Regions from separate parts of the Homo sapiens genome. Here region 1 is linked to region 2. A link is an interaction called in ENCODE POLR2A ChIA-PET data of the cell type or tissue named here. Cell type or tissue: PC-9. All regions are shown on one strand. Links, peaks and the distances in the headings refer to the core of each region. The heading gives the core; the rest is flanking DNA. Region 1 holds the start of FAM186A (family with sequence similarity 186 member A). Region 2 overlaps NCKAP5L (NCK associated protein 5 like).

Region 1 (2,914 bases), core at 206-2,705, 580 kb after region 2:
CCTGGGCTCAAGTGAGCCTCTCACCTTGACCTCCTAAAGTGCTGGGATTACAGGCATGAGCCACTGTGACCAGTTTAGCTTTCCTTAAACATAGGAAAGAACCCCCCCTTAATCAATTTCATCAAACATGACTGATTTTTGTTTGTTTGTTTGTTTTTGAGACAGGGTCTCGCTATGTCACCCATGCTGAGTGGGGTGCAGTAGTGCAAGCATGGTGCTCACTGCAGTCTCCTGGGTTCAGGGGATCCTCTGGCCTCCCAAGGAGCTGGGACTACAGGTTTGAGCTAACATGCCTGGCTAATTTTTTTATTTTTAGTAGACAGGAGGTCTCCTTATGTTGGCCAAGCTGGTCTAGAACTCCTGGGCTCAAGAGATCCTCCTGCCTTGGCCTCCCAAAGCATTGGGATTACAGGCATGAATCGCTGTGCCTGGCCTGATTTTGTTGTACTGCGAGAGAATAAAATGCAGTATAACCTTAATTGTTTGGGGGTCTATTAGATTCTTATGTATTTATTTATTTATTTATTTTTCTAAAAATATAGATGGGGTCTCACTATGTTGACCAGGCTGGTCTCTAACTCCTGGCCTCAAGGGATCCTCCCATCTCAGCTTCCCAAAGTGTTGGGATTACAGGCATAAGCCACCGCACCCGGCTGACATTATGTAAACACTCTTTCTATTCTCCTTGAATTTCTCCTAATTTCTCCTTGAAGTGTACAGGGAAAATAAAAGGAGCTAGAATTCAAAGCCATCTAAATTCTATCTGGCTAATAGCTGTTTGATAAAACCTCCATAGGGAACAAATGAAAACTTTTTTTTTTTTTGAGATAGAGTTTCGCTTTTGTTGCCCAGGCTGGAGTGCAATGGTGCAATCTTGGCTCACCACAACCTCCACCTCCCTGGTTCAAGCAATTCTCCTACCTCAGCCTCCTGAGTAGCTGGGATTACAGGCAAGTGCAATCATGCCCAGCTAACTTTTTGTATTTTTAGTAGAAACGGTGGTTTCTCCATGTTGGTCAGGCTGGTCTTGAACTCCCGACCTCAGTGATCCGCCCGCCTCGGCCTCCCAAAGTGCTGGGATTACAGGCGTGAGCCACCATGCCCGGCTTGATTTATTTCTTAAATGGCTTTATTAAACCTGATATAAAGAGATTAATGTCAAATTGGAGCTTGTTATATCCACAGTCGGTGTCAGGTGAAATTGTCATTTGAAGTCAAAGCTACCCTAAATACAGTCAAATATCATGAAAGTGATTTCTAAAATAAACAAAAATGTACTTGGTCACAGAAAGTTTAAAAAGAAAATTGCAGTCTGTAAACTTCAGATTCACTACCTACCTCTCTGGCTCGATGGAGCTGTGCGCGCTCAATCCTAGAGATGATATCCTTTACTGAGAATGGGATCTCAAGGTTAGGGAGCATCAAAGGACTAAGGATATTTTGGGGCTCTCTTCTCATGATGGTGGAATCCTTGATGCATTTTTCTGATTCAGGGTCATTGTCTATCTCATTTTTCATTTTGAAGAACATTTTGAAAATGTGGGTGATTTCGTTTTATTTCTTCTTTTTCACAGAATCTACAAAAATGCTAATAAAGATATCCAGTAGGAAGCTAGGAGAGGTCTTTCCTGATCCTAGAAGTTGTGGCATACTCTGCTACTAATTGGTGGCTCCCATGATATTCCCGTCCTGTTGATGTCACAATAGACCCATTGTGACATTATCATTGATCAAACATGTAAAGAATGCTTACTATGTGCAGAGAACTGGTCATTCTATATGCTGCCATGGTAGAAGGGTGAGGGGGGAAGGAGGGTAGGAAATAATAGACAACAGGAATGCTAAAATAAACAGAAGATATAGCCCTGCTTAAATAAGCTTAAAATCTAGATGTGTTGGCCGGGTGCAGTGGCTCATGCCTGTAATCCCAGCACTTTGGGAGGCCGAGGCAGGTGGATCACCAGAGGTCGGAGTTCGAGACCAGCCTGACCAACATGGAGAAACCCCGTCTCTACTAAAAAAAAAAAAATACAAAATTAGCCATGTGAGGTGGCACATGCGTGTAGTCCCAGCTACTTGGGAGGCTGAGGCAGGAGAATCACTTGAACCCGGGAGGCGGAGGTTGTGGTGAGCCGAGATCACGTCATTGCACTCCAGCCTGGGCAACAAGAGTGAAACTGTCTCAAAAAAAAAAAAAAAAAAATCTAGGTGTGTCAAATATAACTCCTGGTTCTTCTCTCTTCCTGGGGTTTTGCTTAAGTATTTTTAAGCCTGTAATGGAATAAAGGTTACAACTACTTCCTCAGCTGCCCCTTAACTTTTCCTAGACATGTAGTAACTTGGATGATATCATTTGGATGAAGTAACTTGGATGATATCATTTGGATGAGGATCACACTCTTTGCACTGCTTACTCTTTTTTCTTTTCTTTTCTTTTCTTTCCCTTTTTTTTGGAGACAGAGTCTCACTTTGTTACCCAGGCTGGAGTGCAGTGGTGTGATCTTGGTTCATGGCAACCTCTGCCTCCCAGGTTCAAGAGATTCTTGTGCCTCAGCCTCCCTGAGTAGCTGGAATTACAGGTGCGCGCCACCACGCCTGGCTAATTTTTGTTTAATATTTGCTTCCAATTTTTTTAATAATAAAAAAGCATTACAGAAGGTTGAAGTCCTCTTTGATGTCCCCCACCCCTGGTTCCTTCCTTCCCCACTGTCCCATTCCAGAGGAAATGACAATCATGAATTTTACATATTTGTGTTATCTATTTTTACATAGTTTTACTACAGGTGTATGTATTGTTTTTTCTTTCTTTCTTTCTTTCTCCTTCCTTCCTTCCTTCCTTCCTTCCTTCCTTCCTTCCTTCCTTCCTTCCTTTCTTTCTTTCTTTTTTTTTTTTTGAGGCAGAGTCTCACTCTGT
Region 2 (2,914 bases), core at 275-2,774:
GCTGGGACCACAGGTGTGTGCTGCTACACCTGGTTAATTTTTATATTTTTAGTAGAGATGGGGTTTCACCACGTTGGCCAGGCTGGTTTCGAACTCCTGACCTCAAGAGCTCCACCCACCTGGGCCTCCCAAAGTGCTGGGATTACAGGCTTAAGTCACCACACCCGGCCAGTGCTTCCTTTTTTTTTAAGCACTCTCTTGCCATAAGATGTTCCCGGCTTATCTTGTATTTTCCTTGCCACAAACACTTTTCCAAGGAGCTCCACCATAGCAACCTTCTAAAACTATAAATCTGATGGTGTTCTTCCCACTTCAAATCTTCCCACGACCTCCTACTGCTTTTGGGAACGACCAAAGCCCTCAACACAACCCTCAAAGCTCTGCCTTTGTCTGGCCCCAGAGCAACTCTTCGGACAAGCTTTCCTGGACTCGTGCAGCCTCATTGTTCTGTCTTCTACAAGTGCCTCCTGCAAGATCAGTATTTCCAAATGCAATGCATTGTGTTCTTGAACATTCCCTGTGAAGAGGAGGGGACTCCCTATACTGTTAGAAGGGGAGCTCCCCGAGGAGAGGCCCTTCCTTGTATTTCTGCACTCCCTGCCACGCCCTCTGCCAGTGTACCACTCCTACCAACCAGACCAGGCCCTGAGCCACCCTGCCCCCTGCAGAACTGGTGATCTCCTTTCCTTCTCATCAGAAAGAAGGTTAGAAAGAAGGGACAGCTAAGAACATACATGGGCTCATCAGGTTCCCCAAAAGACCCCTAACTATCCTCCATCAAATGGCTCTTAGGGCCCATAGGACAAACCATACTGAGGGTGAGGAAGGGACATTTTCAGATTTGTCTCTGACCCTTTCAAAGTTCTCAACCCTCTCAAAAAAAAAAAAAAAAAAAAAAGGCTGGACGCGGTGGCTCATGCCTGTAATCCCAGCACTTTGGGAGGCCAAGGTGGGTGGATTACGAGGTCAGGAGTTCGAGTCCAGCCTGATCAACATGGTGAAACCCTGTCTTTACTAAAAATACAAAAATTAGCCAGGCATGGTGGCACGCGCCTGTGATCCAGCTACTTGGGAGGCTGAGGCAGAAGAATTGCTTGAACCTGAGAGGCTGAGGTTGTGGTGAGCTGAAATCGCGCCACTGTACTCCAGCCTGGGTGACAGAGTGAGAGTCTGTCTCATAAAAAAAAAAAAAAAGTTCTCAACCCAATCTTAGACCGCAGTGACTCTCTCTGGCAAATAGTACTAACCTATTAATTCTACAGATATTTCTGAACCGACAAACTTACTAGGAAATGCAATGCTTGGGTATATAGCTGGGGGCGATTCAGAGAAGGGTCAGCTCTTGGGCTTCTTGGAGCTTTCAGTCTATAGGGGACATAAGACATGCAAGAAAAAAAAATCAGTAGCCTTTCTATATGTTAACAACGAACTACCTAAAAAAGTACAAAATAGTAAAATATTGGGAATAAGTTTAACCAAGGAGGTGAAGGATCTCTACACTAAAAACTATAAAACACTGATAAAAGAAATTGACATGAATAACTGGAAAGATGTCCCATGTTCAGGGATTGGAAGAATTAATATTTTTTAAATGTCCATAAATACCCAAAGCAATCTACAGATTCAATGCAATCCCTATCAAGATATCAATTATATTTTTCATAGAAATAGGAAAAAAAATCCTAAAACTCATATGGAACCATAAAAGACCCCAAATAGCCAAAGCAATACATCTCACAAAAGAATTACTTTGATAGAGTAAACAATAGAGGTTAAAATCCTCTTATTTCTAGAATATAGGAATTGAACCTACCCCTGAGAATCCAAAATTCTCCATGCTACCTATCACACCACATCCTAGAGTAAAGCCAGGTAAATAAGCTGAGCAAAAGTTTGTTCTTGAGCAAAAGAACAAACTTGGAGGCATTACACTAACTGATTTGAAGAACCTACTACAAAGCTATAGTAATCAAAATAGCATGGTACTGGCATAAAAACAGATACTAGATGAATGGTTCAGAATAGAGAGACCAGAAATAAATCCACATGTTTACAGTTAATTGATTGCTGACAAAGATGCCAAGAACATACAACAGGGAAAGACAGTCTCCTTAGTAATTAGTGTTGAGAAAACTGGATATTCACATGCAGAAGACTGAAATTAGATTAGACCCTCATCTCACACCATATATAAAAATCAACTCAAAATGGATTAAAAACTTAAACCTGGCCGGGCGCAGTGCTCATGCCTATCATCCCAGCACTTTGGGAGGCCAAGGCAGGCAGATCACATGAGGTCAGGAGTTTGAGACCAGCCTGGGCAACATGGTGAAACCTCATCTCTACTAAAAATACAAAAATTAGCTGGGTGTGGTGGCTCATGCCTGTAATTCCAGCTACTTGGGAGGCAGAGGCACAGGAATCTCTTGAACCCAGGAGGTAGTGGAGGTTGTAGTAAGCCGAGATCGCGCTGCTGCACTCTGGCCTGGGTGACACAGCAAGGCTGTGTCTTGGAAAAAAAAAAAAACAAAAAAACCTTAAACCTGACCAGAAACTGTAAAACTACTAGGAGAAAATAAAATACAGGGTAAAAACTCCATGACATTGGTCTGGGCAATGACTTTTTGGATATGACCCCAAAAGCACAGGCAACAAAGGGGATTACATCAAACTAAAAAGCTTCTGCAGAGCAAAGGAAACAGCAGATTAAAGAGACAATCTACAGAATAGGAGAAAATGTTTGTAAACCACACATCTCATTCACTCAGGCTGGAGTGCAGGCTGGTTGCAGTGGTGCAATCAATCATGGCTCACTGCAACCTCAAACTCCTGGGCTCAGCTGATCCTCCCACCTCAGCCTCCTGAGTAGCTGGGACTACAGGCATGCATCACCACGCCCAACTAATTTTTTGGA

What was found. ChIA-PET counts read pairs that join two places held together with the same protein. Peaks named below come from ENCODE experiments on the same cell type or tissue, not always from the same donor. Only the 100,000 strongest peaks of a DNase experiment are listed, where the experiment ranks them.
Region 1: POLR2A ChIA-PET joins it to region 2 with 5 read pairs; 2 of 35 experiments call an interaction of 5 or more read pairs at or near these places.

What each region holds. Positions count from the first base shown.
Region 1 is chr12:50,394,955-50,397,868 of GRCh38, forward strand. It overlaps FAM186A (family with sequence similarity 186 member A), which reads right to left and starts at 1,655. Exons shown (of 8, transcript NM_001145475.3): 1 at 1,339-1,655. The coding sequence starts at 1,530. In PC-9, for the core only: no CTCF peak of the experiment used is centred there; a DNase peak (open chromatin) is centred at 1,717; H3K27ac peaks cover 2,206 bases.
Region 2 is chr12:49,815,620-49,818,533 of GRCh38, forward strand. The region is part of intron 1 of NCKAP5L (NCK associated protein 5 like); the gene reads right to left. It also overlaps the pseudogene NMTRQ-TTG6-1. Among named protein-coding and RNA genes, the nearest start is that of NCKAP5L, 11 kb to the right of the region's middle. In PC-9, for the core only: no CTCF peak of the experiment used is centred there; no DNase peak of the experiment used is centred there.